Linked DNA regions of Homo sapiens: regions 1 and 2 are each linked to region 3. A link is an interaction called in ENCODE POLR2A ChIA-PET data of the cell type or tissue named here. Cell type or tissue: MCF 10A. All regions are shown on one strand.

What was found. ChIA-PET counts read pairs that join two places held together with the same protein. Peaks named below come from ENCODE experiments on the same cell type or tissue, not always from the same donor. Only the 100,000 strongest peaks of a DNase experiment are listed, where the experiment ranks them.
Region 1: POLR2A ChIA-PET joins it to region 3 with 5 read pairs; 3 of 35 experiments call an interaction of 5 or more read pairs at or near these places.
Region 2: POLR2A ChIA-PET joins it to region 3 with 5 read pairs; 3 of 35 experiments call an interaction of 5 or more read pairs at or near these places.

What each region holds. Positions count from the first base shown.
Region 1 is chr2:215,075,285-215,079,284 of GRCh38, reverse strand. The region is part of intron 2 of ABCA12 (ATP binding cassette subfamily A member 12); the gene reads left to right. Among named protein-coding and RNA genes, the nearest start is that of ABCA12, 61 kb to the left of the region's middle. In MCF 10A, no CTCF peak of the experiment used is centred here; no DNase peak of the experiment used is centred here.
Region 2 is chr2:215,247,119-215,251,118 of GRCh38, reverse strand. No RefSeq gene overlaps it. Among named protein-coding and RNA genes, the nearest start is that of LINC02862, 26 kb to the left of the region's middle. In MCF 10A, no CTCF peak of the experiment used is centred here; no DNase peak of the experiment used is centred here.
Region 3 is chr2:215,187,318-215,191,317 of GRCh38, reverse strand. No RefSeq gene overlaps it. Among named protein-coding and RNA genes, the nearest start is that of ABCA12, 51 kb to the right of the region's middle. In MCF 10A, no CTCF peak of the experiment used is centred here; a DNase peak (open chromatin) is centred at 1,767.

The sequences.
Region 1 (4,000 bases), 110 kb after region 3:
AAAGAAATCCACCACTGTCTACAGGAAGATTTTCTTGTGTGCTATATTGCACCTTCTTGCATCTTTCACCTTTTCTATATATTGAACCAGGAAGAAAAGATGGTATGAGGGTTGCGATTTTAGTATCTGTTATCTCTGCAGATGAAGCACTTGAAGACTTTTTCCCATCCTTCTGTTTTTCTCCATATCATTAGGCTAAAAGAATAAAAGCCATCTGTCTGCCTGAGACACAGAAGGGGCTACTGAAGGTTCACTAAATATGCATAAAAAAGGACAAGAGGGAAGAGGCAAAATATACCATGTTACCTAGATCATGTGCTGATTCACATCCCACTTTCTTTTAATTTTTGGACCCGTGGGTAGGATTTAATTTTATTGTTGCCTTAGAGAAGTCTAGTCTTGGGAGTTTCAAACTAGGAAAAGAGGAGTAATTGCCTGAAAGGTATTGTATTAATTTAGATCTAATTCTTAGGTATAATGGCCCAAAATAAAGATAGAGTGACTAGGATTTGTTTTGCTCCACTATGAACCTTGTGTTTTTTTCCTATTTCTCATTATTCTCACTAAGGGTAGAAACAGTTATAGTTTTCTTGTCCACCAGCAGTATCTCCACATTATGGACATAGAAGATGTTCAATAGCCATGTTTGGATTGAATGAATGAATGAATGAGTAATGATTCTCCATTGTGGGTGTAGACACACAGACTGGATCAATATCTACACAGGAATAAACAACAAAGGGGATACTTATCAACTAGGACTGCATAAGAACTGGGACTTTTAAGATTCAAAATGAATTTGAAGGCAACATTACCCGAAATGTGAAAGATTAACAAGAATTCTATGATAGCATCCATACAGTAAAATCATATGAAACCATTAGATCAGTATTCTCTCAAGGAAGACAAAGGCTAAACACAATGCTACATGATCTCAAGTTACTTTGCTCTACCAAGTGGCAGACTGCTGGCCTGAGTTTGCCAATGAAAGCTGTAGGAGTCAAGGGGAATGAATGGGATTGTTTTCCCTGGCTATTGTTTTTAAAAATCTTAAGAAACTGCAGAATAAGACTGAACCACTAATAAAGCGGTATCATTTACTATTAATTGTGAGAATATCTTTCAAGAGCTGCCATCTGGCTAATGGCTAACCTGTTTTTTAAAAATGCGAGAAGAGAGATCTTGGGAATTCACATCAGGAGTTGAGCAAATTTTACCTTTCACAGGAAAAAGCAATGACTGCACAGGCAGCAAACGTGGTATCGTTTAAATAAATTAGGTTGTGTCTTTCTAATCTGTGGAAATTCCTTGAAAGGATTGACTGAATATCTGTGGTTAGGAGCATCTAGTGCTTTACGTTTTTTGTGTGTGATCTTCCCATAAGGCTATGAACAACTGTTGCATTAAGTAATTTGAGGTATAATTTAATAATAGATAAAAGGTCCGATCTCGGATTCCAAAAACCAGCTGAGATGGGCAAATATGTAAAATGAGAGCACAGCATTCATCGAACAGTGAGTTGACTTTTAGAAACCTAGAGACAATTTAAAAATATATTTGTTAATAATTCAGAAGCAATACAAATAAATGGCACATGTTTGCCAACAACCAAAAGTTTGAAGGATTATGAGAAACTCTTGCAGGACTTAATTTAGCTCGGTAATGGAGTAAACACAATAGCAGATGATGCTCAGTGGAGAGTAGATAGAGGTAATATATAATGGAACAGTTTGGAGTTATGCATTTAATGAGCTCTGAATTAGCTCTACCCCTCAGGAAGAGAAATCCCAGCTAGTATCATAATAAACAGGGCAAGGAGGACAGTGAGTAAAAAAATGAAACCTAGGTAAATGAGTTACCCACAAAATTGACAAAACCAAAGAATGGAATTTATCAACTCAGAGAGCATTGTTATAAAGCTATTCTTGAACTGGCTTGTAGGTAAGCTTACATTGTAATGAGCTGTCTCTGGTACTTTGTAACTAAAACCTAGTTATGGCCGAATGCAATTCCAATACATCATTATTAAGAAAATTGTGAAATATTTCAAACACATTGGCAAGCACAAAAATAACAGACCTTCATGTATCTACTGCCCAACTTTATCAGACTCTAATATTTTGATGTCATATTTGCTTCAGCATCTATTTGTGTTATCATTTAAAAGAAGTCAAACATTAAAGGTACCTTGGAGGCCCCTGTGTAAACCTAGTAGGTTCCATTTTCTCCCTCCCTTCCTGCCTCCTTCCTTCTGTTCCTGAAGGAAATAATTATCACTAATTCAGTGTGTAACATTCTTATGCTTGTTTTATATTTTTTACTACATGTTTATATACTTGACTACATCACATAGTATTATTTTGCAAGTGTCTAAATGTTATGTAAATAGCATCCCACTCACACATCCTTTTGTATTAAGCTTTTTGGGCTCAACATTATGTTTTGCTCAGCACTGTGTTGTGTAGTTTATCTCCATTGATTTAGGCAGCTTGAGTTTATTCACTTTGACCCATCTACTCCATGTATAAATATATCACAATCTATTTGTCTGTGGTCTTTTGATGAACACTTTCAATTTATTACCATAATGGATATTCTTTTATATGTCTCCTTTTGCACATGTGTGTGTTTTTCTAGAGTACCTCTCTAGACTTAGGCACATTTTTAAACTTTGTCAAATGTGGCCAAATGCTTGCCATACTAGCTTTATCAATTTACTTTTCCCCACCATGGGATGAGAGTTCCCATTCCTCCATATCCTCTCAACACTTGTGTTTTAAACTTTTGCCAATCTGATAGATGTAAAACGGAATCTCTTGGTTTTCCTGTGTATTTTGCTGAAGTATTTTCTTTTCAGAAAAAAAAGAACTTTTTCTTAGAAAAAGCAAATACTAATTGCTATGTTAAAATATTTTTAATGATAAATTTTAACTGTACAACGTGGGAACATACCACCAGGGAATTTTTGTCTGCTATTTTTCCCCTTAATGAGACAGTAACTTTGACGAAAAATGGATCTGCGAAGAGAGAGGGAGAAGGCCAGTAACATGTTGTGGGATACAAAGCAAGCCACGGGTCACATAAATTGTCTCTTTGCGATTGGCAGAGGTCTTGGTAAGGAAATCTTTGGTTGAGGAAAAAAGTCAAGTCTGATGAGAAGATGGGGTTTTGCTACCTGTCAGCAGTGCTGCTGGAAAGAAAAGGTTGTGACACACATTTTCCACTGGTGGGCTGTCACAAGTATCATTTGTAAATAGATGGAATATGAATACCAAAGACCTAAATATTACACAAACTGTTGAGGAGTGATAGGATCTGGAACCAGACTTCGAGCATCCCGAGTGAATAGACCATCTGTTGAATTAAAGAAGTGACTAAGCTTCTGCCTTGATGAGGTCTATTTTTTTTCCATACAATGATCCCAGCAATAAATTTCACTGGCTTTTAGTTTTACACCATAGCACACAAAATTCACTGTGATAATAACTGAGTCAGATTTCCAAGTGAAAAGATAGTTGTTAGTAACATACCTCTATTGGGGTAATTACTAAAATTTGTTTTCTCCATTTCATTACTTTTAATGGGTTATCAAAATTATATTTTGATTTCCAAACATAATCTTCATTTTAAGTGCTTAATACTTGAACATGCTCATCTCCTTTTACAGGGGATTCTTCTACTTGGAACACTTGTGATGGATGGATGGCCCAGATTTTTTTTTTTTCCTGCATAAATGAGGAAACTGACTCAAGATACAGGGTTATGATTGCACAATAAATCATTTGCAAAGCTAGGATTAAGAGGATGCTTTTTGACTCTCGCTCCTGTCTGAACCTTCACTCACTAGAGTACTTCCTGAAAATTTTGCCAATATATAGTTCCGGGCAATAACTCATAAGTTAGCTCAGGTTACTAGAAGGGCAAAGATTTGGGGAAGAAGTTGAAAAGGGCATTTTCTCTGATTAACTCCTAACAACTTTACACTGTTTTCATTATCTTT
Region 2 (4,000 bases), 60 kb before region 3:
GTAGAGATGAGGTTTCACCGTGTTAACCGGGATGGTCTCGATCTCCTGACCTTGTGATCCACCTGCCTCAGCCTCCCAAAATGCTGGGATTACAGGCGTGAGCCACCACACCTGGCCAGAAATTGCCAGGTGCAATTTCCTGATGTTTCTCATTATTAATTCATTTATGTAGCCCTGCATTCATTTAACCATTTATTCATTTATTTAAAACATTTATTGTAAAAAATATATAACGTAAAATTTACCATCTTAACCGTTTATAAGTGTATAGTTCAGTAATGTTAAGCATGTTCACATTGTTGTACAATCTCCTGACCTTTTTCATCTTATAAAACTGAAATTCTATATGCATTGAAAAATAACTACCCATTTTCTCATCAACCAATCTCTGGAAACCACCATTCTACTTTCTGTTTCCATGAATTTGACTACTCTATATTCCTTAGATAGGTAGAATCATACAGTATTTGGCTTTTCGTGACTGACATCTCACTTTGCATAATGTTCTTAAGGCTCATCCATGTAGTAATGTGTCAGAACGGCCTTCTATTTTATGGCTAAATAATATTCCATTGTATGTATATACTATATTTTGCTTAGCCATTCATCTGTTGATGGACACGTGGGTTGTTTTCACCTCTTGGCTATTGTGAATAGTGCTGCTATAAATATGGGTGTACAAATATCTTTTCAACGCCCTACTTTCAATTCTTTTGTATATATACCTAGAAGTGAAATTGCTGGATCATATGGTAATTCTATTTTTAATTTAGGGGGACCTGCTATACTGTTTTCCATAGCAGTTGTACCATTTTATATCTGTACAAGGTTTCTAATTTTTCCACATCATCATCAACACTTTCTGTTTTTTTGTTTTGTTTTGTTTTGTTTTTTTGATAGTAGCCATCCTAATGGGTATGAGGTAATACCTCATTGTAGTTTTGATTTGCATTTTCCTAATAATTAGTAATGTTGAACATCTTTTCATATGCTTGTTGGCTATTTGTGTATCATCTTTGGTTATTCATCCATTTTTAAGTCATTCATTGTGTACCTGTTAAAGCCTTAGACTTTGAACTAATTGCTAGAGAAGCAAAGAATAACTTTCCTGACTTCAAGAAGTTTATTGCCACCTTGGGAAACCAACCTATAAACAAGTATCTGAAACAAAGTGATAAGTGCCCTGAGAAAGGTATGCACAAAATGCTTTCTGGTCATTCAACTTAACTTGTATCTGTAGTGTTTTATCCTTTGTAGTTTCTTAGTATGGTTGGTCACATACACCTTATTCCTTCAGAGATAATTTAGAAGTCTGCTCCTTCAGCAACTGATACCTACTTTTTATTATTCATTGGCTATTGCTGTTTAATTGAATTGCCTCAGGTTCCTGATTGACCATAGTAAAGTGGATAGACCTTTGAAATTTATTTCAGTCATTACACAACAGTTTGTGGCTTGTCATGATGCTAAGGACCTGACATACTGCCTAATTACCAACTTATTTTCTCTATAGGAGTTTCTTATCTTTGTAACAAATCTGGAAGGCCTGCTGGGCAGTGGCTCAGGCCTATAATCCCAGCACTTTGGGAAGGCCGAGGCGGATGAATCACCTGAGGTCAGGAGTTCGAGACCAGCCTGGCCAACATGATGAAACCCCGTCTCTACTAAAAATACAAAAAATTAGCCGGGCATGGTGGCGGGAGCCTGTAATCCCAGGTACTTGGGAGGCTGAGGCAGGCAAATTGCTTGAACCCAGGAGGCGGAGGTTGCAGTGAGCCGAGATCACACCGTTGCACTCCAGCCTGGGCAAAAAGAGCAAAACTCCATCTAAAAAAAAAAAAAAAATTTAGAAGGCCAATATTCTGTCTCTGAACAATTGCTCTGTACTTCCTGCAGTGAAATTACAGCTTCCACACCACACCGCATTGTTTTCTCTAGTTCTTTTAGATGTGGAGTCAGAAAGAGTTTGGAGAAGGAGGAAGATAGAGGGATATGAGAGGATTCTGTTACATGACAACTAGACCCAAGTCCCTATACTTACTAATGGTCACTGATTTTGTTTTTTTTGCTTTGTTTTGTTTTGTTTTAGGCAGATTCTCGCTCTGTCACCCAGGCTGGAAGGCTGGAGTTCAATGGTGTAATCTGGGCTCACTGCAGTCTCCACCTCTGGGGTTCAGGGAATTCTCCTGCCTCAGTTTCCCAAGTAGCTGGGATTACAGATGCGAGCCACCTCGCCTGGCTAATTTTTGTATTTTTAGTAGAGACAGGGTTTCACCATATTGGCCAGGCTGGTCTTGAACTCCTTGACTCAAGTGATCCACCGGCCTTGGCCTCCTAAAGTGCTGGGATTACAGGTGTGAGCCACCATGCCCCACCCTTGATTTATGTTTTTTAAAGTTTCCTTAAAATTTCAGGTTTACATGGAGCCAGACATTGTTCTTAAAAGTGTTAGCAATCAAACTACTTGGTCCAAACACAAACCTGATACCTTTATGCTATGATAATAGAAATCCACTAATGTTTTCTCAGGAAATTGCTAAAATAGTGGTAGAATCAGACTCATGTAAAATATTAACTAACAAGGATGCAGAACATATCTTGCCCTGAATATGATAAATGAGTCAATACAAACTCGTATTTAGCCACTAATCACTCATTTACCATTGACTTAATTCCTCGAGTTCCTTAGTTTTATGTATGTCAGTCTGTAGTAATTTGGTATTTATTAAAAAAAATCAATTTGTTGCTCCAGTCTTCTGGAATAGGTAAAAATGGCACATTTGCTCAAATATATAAAAATAGTTCCAGTTTTGGCCTGTCGTTTTACTTTCATCCTGAGACAACACCTTCTGAGGAGAATAATACAATCTTATTTCAATATTTTTTAAAAGCTGGAGAAGAATAGATATAAAAAGTCACTCCTGGTTATTAGTGGCAGTTGAATATGACTTCCACTCTAAAACTTGAACAAATTGTGACTTAAAATGTCTATTTGAGATATTTAGGAATTTGCTCTTCACTCTGTTTCCTGAGATATATATACTGAGGTTTTCTCTGTATATTACAGCAAATAAAACAGAATGTACTTAATAGAAATTGGAGCTTTTAATAAGTCAAATGTTCTTTAAAATAGGCAAATACCTTAAAAAGATAGAAATTTCCAAAATGAACCTAAGAAGAAACAGAAAATGTAAATAGCCCTATAATTATAGACAACCCATACCTAAAACTCTATACTAAAGCTACGAAACTTTGCTAAAGAAATAAAAATCTAAACAAAGAAAAATATTTGCCATAATAATTTGGAAGTCTCAATATTATTAAGATGGCAATTCTTTCCATGTTGATTTAATGCAATACCAATAAAAATCCTGGCAGGCTATTTTTAAAAGAAATTGATAAAATTTATTCTAAAAACTATATGAAAATGTAAGGAGCTCAGAATAGTCAAACAGTTTTGAAACTGGAGGTCTTATAGTACCTGATTTCAAGCCTTACTGTAAAGCTAGTCTCAACCCAGTTTGGAACAGATAGAGAAATTCAGAAATCATTGGATATACATGGTCCAACTGATTTTCAACAGAGATTCTAGGGTACTTCAATGGTGGTAAAACAATTTGATAAATGTATGGAAAAAAATGAACCTCAACTCTTACTCGATATTATACCAAAAACGAACTTGAAATGGACGTAAAAGTAAGAGCTAAACTATAAAATTTGTAGAAGAAAACAGGGAAAAATAAATATAAGATAAATAATTCTAACATTCATTGGGTTAGGCAAAGATTTTTCAAAAGGACAGAAAACACAAACCATAAAAGAAACGCAAGTTCGGCTGGGCACAGTGGCTCATGCCTGTAATCCCAGCACTTTAGGAGGCTGAGGTGGGCAGATCACGAGGTCAGGAGTTCGAGATCAGCCTGGCCAACACAGTGAAACCCTGTCTCTACTAAAAATACAAAAATTAGCTGGGCATGGTGGCACACACCTGTAGTCCCAG
Region 3 (4,000 bases):
CAGATTCTGTATTCTTTTTTTGTCTGGGTTTCTGTTTTGAGAGCATGTTTGGTACTTGTGTTTCACTAAGACTGCTTTGTCCGCCTTCTTAAAGGGCTTAGTGCTGCCCTTGAACTCTAGCCTCAGATCTAGGACCCTGTTTCCTGTTTCCAGAGTTTCTTGATGTCTATCAGCCACCAGCCTGGCTAGACCTCTGAGTATTACCTACTCCTGATCACCAATCTCCAGGTTCTCCCTGTCCACTGGAACCACCATTTATCTTTCATTGAACCTCCCAGGCATTGAGCATTTGACTAGACTCCTTACTCATGCACCCACACTCTTCTCCAAGTAGGTCATAGTTCAAGTTATGCTTCTTTCCATTCCTTGACAATGGCACCACTCTTTAGCACCTGCTCAATTCTGGGAAGTGATTTCCATGTCCAAGTCTCAAATTAAGCCTTAACTTCAAATTTCAATTTTGACAAAAACTTTATTTAATTATTAATAAATTATTATTAAACTATTACTACTATATAACTAATTAATATTATATAATTATTAAACTAATTATTATTAAACTATTATTTAATTACTTAATTATTCCACCATTCTTCATTCTTCTACTTTTTCTTTTCTTTTTTTTGTCTGAGACAGGTTCCTGCCATCATGTTGCCCAGGCTAGTCTCAAAATCCTGGGCTCAAGTGATCTCCCACCTTGACCTCCTAAAGTGCCAGGATTACAGGTGAGCCACTGCAGCCAGTCTCCACTCTTTTTTGAGTTTATTTCTCAATATTTAATCTATTTTGGGAGAGTTTTTGTTGTTTTGTCTACTCTATATTGCTCTTAAGTGTCCTTAAAGTAAGAAATAAGTCACCTACTACCTGTCTCTGTCAAAAAATGTCCTATCATGATTGTTCCTCAAATGGAAAGGTTATACAATATTAATCTATTAAAAACTTGCTATGCCTGGGCACGGTGGCTCACGCCTGTAATCCCAGCACTTTCGGAGGCTGAGGCGGGCGGATCACAAGGTCCGGAGATCGAGACCATCCTGGCTAACACGGTGAAACCCCATCTCTACTAAAAATACAAAAAATTAGCCGGACGCGGTGGCGAGCGCCTGTAGTCCCAGCTACTCAGGAGGCTGAGGCAGGAGAATGGCTTGAACCCAGGAGGCAGAGCTTGCAGTGAGCCAAGATAGCGCCACTGCACTCCATCCTGGGTGACAGAGCGAGACTCTGTCTCAAAGAAACAAAAAAAAAAAAAAACAGAAAACAAAAAAAACTTGTTATTTGCCTGGGCACCTGGGGTACAAAGATAAATAAGACATACTCCTTGTCCTTAAGGAACTCACTCACTACACAATTACAATACAATATAAGTTCTACCAGGTGTGATGTGTAAGGAACTTTGGGAGGACAGAGGTGAGTTTGCCTTGCAGTGAAACAATCAGCAAGATTGTTAATGACAAATAAGATGTAGTCCTTGTCCTTAAGGAACTTACTCACTACACAATTACAATACAATATAATAAAAGTTCTACCAGTTGTGATGTGTAAGGAACTCTGGGAGGACAGAGGTGAGTTTGACTTACCTCCTTTGCAGTGAAATGATCAGTGGTTGCCTAACAGCCAATTTGAGCTAGTTCCTAAAGACTGAGTAAGAGTTTGCCATAGGGGGTACTATATGCCTAACAGAAGAAACAGGAAATGGAAAGGTACCCAGGCATGTCAGAGCATGGCCCATTCCACTGGAGGAAGCATGAATAACTTGGATGGCTCCAGTATAAGCAGCATTGAAATGGGAGGGGCAGGAAATATGGCTAGAGAGACAGGTTGAGGACCTCTGATGAAAGACCTTGTATGCTATGCTAAAAAGTTGGGACCTGATTCTACAGGTGATAGGACTGCTCCCTGACAGTTGAGCAATTCTTCAACTGCCTTATGGAATAATCTAGTCCTTCTTGACTGCCAAAAAATTTATTCACAGTGTTTTAAGAAAACAGTAGGAGTTCAGTGCTCTGAAAGTTACATAAGGCTGGTGTGATTCTTCCAGAAGGCAGGTGCCATGGTAAATAGCTCTACAAATATATTTTCCCACATTTTACACACAAATATTTTTCCTTGTTCTGTGGATACCTTGTAGAAAAATACACCTTAAAGTATAGCTTAGATCTCCCTGCTCTTCTATTTATTTACTTGTATTTGAATTTTATGGTGAGTATAAATTTTTTCTGGCAAAAGTCACCTTTGTGTGTGTGTGTGTGAGAGAGAGAGAGAGAGAGAGAGAAAGAGAGAGATTAGAAGAGCTTCCTGATTTAGGCCGGGCATGGTGGTTCACACCTGTAATCCCGGTACTTTGGGAGGCCGAGGTGGCCAGATCACTTGTGTTAAGGAGTTTGAGACCAGCCTGGCCAACATGGTGAAACCCTGTCTCTACTAAAAATACAAAAAAGAATTAGCCAGGCATGATGGTGGGCACCTGTAATCCCAGCTACTTGAGAGGCTAAGGCAGGAGAATCTCTTGAACACAGGAGGCAGAGGTTGCAGTGAGCTGAGATTGTGCCACTGCACTCCAGCCTGAGTGACAGAGCGAGACTCCATCTCAAAAAAAAAAAAAAAAAAAAAAAAGAAGAAGAGCTTCCTGATTTGTCAAAGTCCATTTTGTTTTTCTCAAAGCTGTTTTGATTATGCATGACTTCTTCCTTGACTTACTGTTAGGACAAGCTCTCAAAATTTCCTGGCAAAAGAGTAACAACTTTAATTATATCATATGGTTCTGGAAAAGGAATTATCTGTCAAGTAACCATGAAAATATTTTCAAAATTCTTTCTTTTCACAAATATTTTTCAACAGCTGTGCTCTAGAGAAGCATCAAAAAAAGTACTCCTGAGAATGGTTGATTTTCTGCTTTGTTTGTCCCTGTGCATCTTGCATCTTAGTGAAATGCAGCAGGACAGATCACTTCCTTTTTCAACATTTATTTAGCATTTACTGTGTATACACAGGCACTGGTGAGCTCCTGGAGCAGGGTGGGAGGTTTACAAAGAAAAAGGGTGATTCCTCCTTCTAGGGCCATTGTGATATCTATTAGTCACTTCCTCCTCTGGCCTATCAGCTTGTGGCTGCTTCACTCCTGTGGTCTTGGCCTTGCATTCTCCCTCAGAGGACAATGCTTGGGCCATGGAAGCCTGTTGCCAGGACTAACCCAGAGCAGAAAGTGCATGGGGGCACTTATATCCACCAAGGGAGGCTATAGCCAATGACAGATGGAAGGGACTTGATCTGAAATTACTTCTGTGTCTGGCTTCTCATTCTCTCACTTGCCTCCTCCACTCCCTTTCCAGTTTCTCTTGGGAGCACTGGGGGCAGTTTGCAACTTGAGACAGTAGCCATGTATATCACTCAGGTTCTCCAGAGAAACAGAATCAATGGGCTATATAGATAGATACATAGATAGACATAGATACATGTATGCATGTATACAGATACACAGTCAATTATTGTTACTCACAATTCATAGTAATTATGTTCTATTATGTTGCTGCGAATACTGAATTAGCAAATATTGAATAGTCGCTTGTATGAATAATAAGAAATACAATGGCAAATACAGGGTTGGATTCATAGAGTCTCTCTGTCCACAACATTGTCATCAATTAATCAAGATATAACCTTGCTTTATGTGTGTTTCTTCTTAAAGACACCTTACTTAATATAGTCATGCACTGATTAATGATGTTTCAGTCAACAACACACTGTCTATATGATGGTGGTACCATAAGATTATAATGGACCATATATAGAAAAGTGATATATGGCACTTGATATTGGCATTGCACATCAAATAGAGGAAATGATTAATATTCAGTAATGGTGCTGGGATGTTTGGTTTTCCATATGAAAAATTAATATAAATAAAAATGTGCCTGTGCCATCTAGGTTTGTGTAAGCACACTCTATGATGTTTGTAAAACAACAAAATATGATGCATTTATCAGAACATAGCTTTTCATTA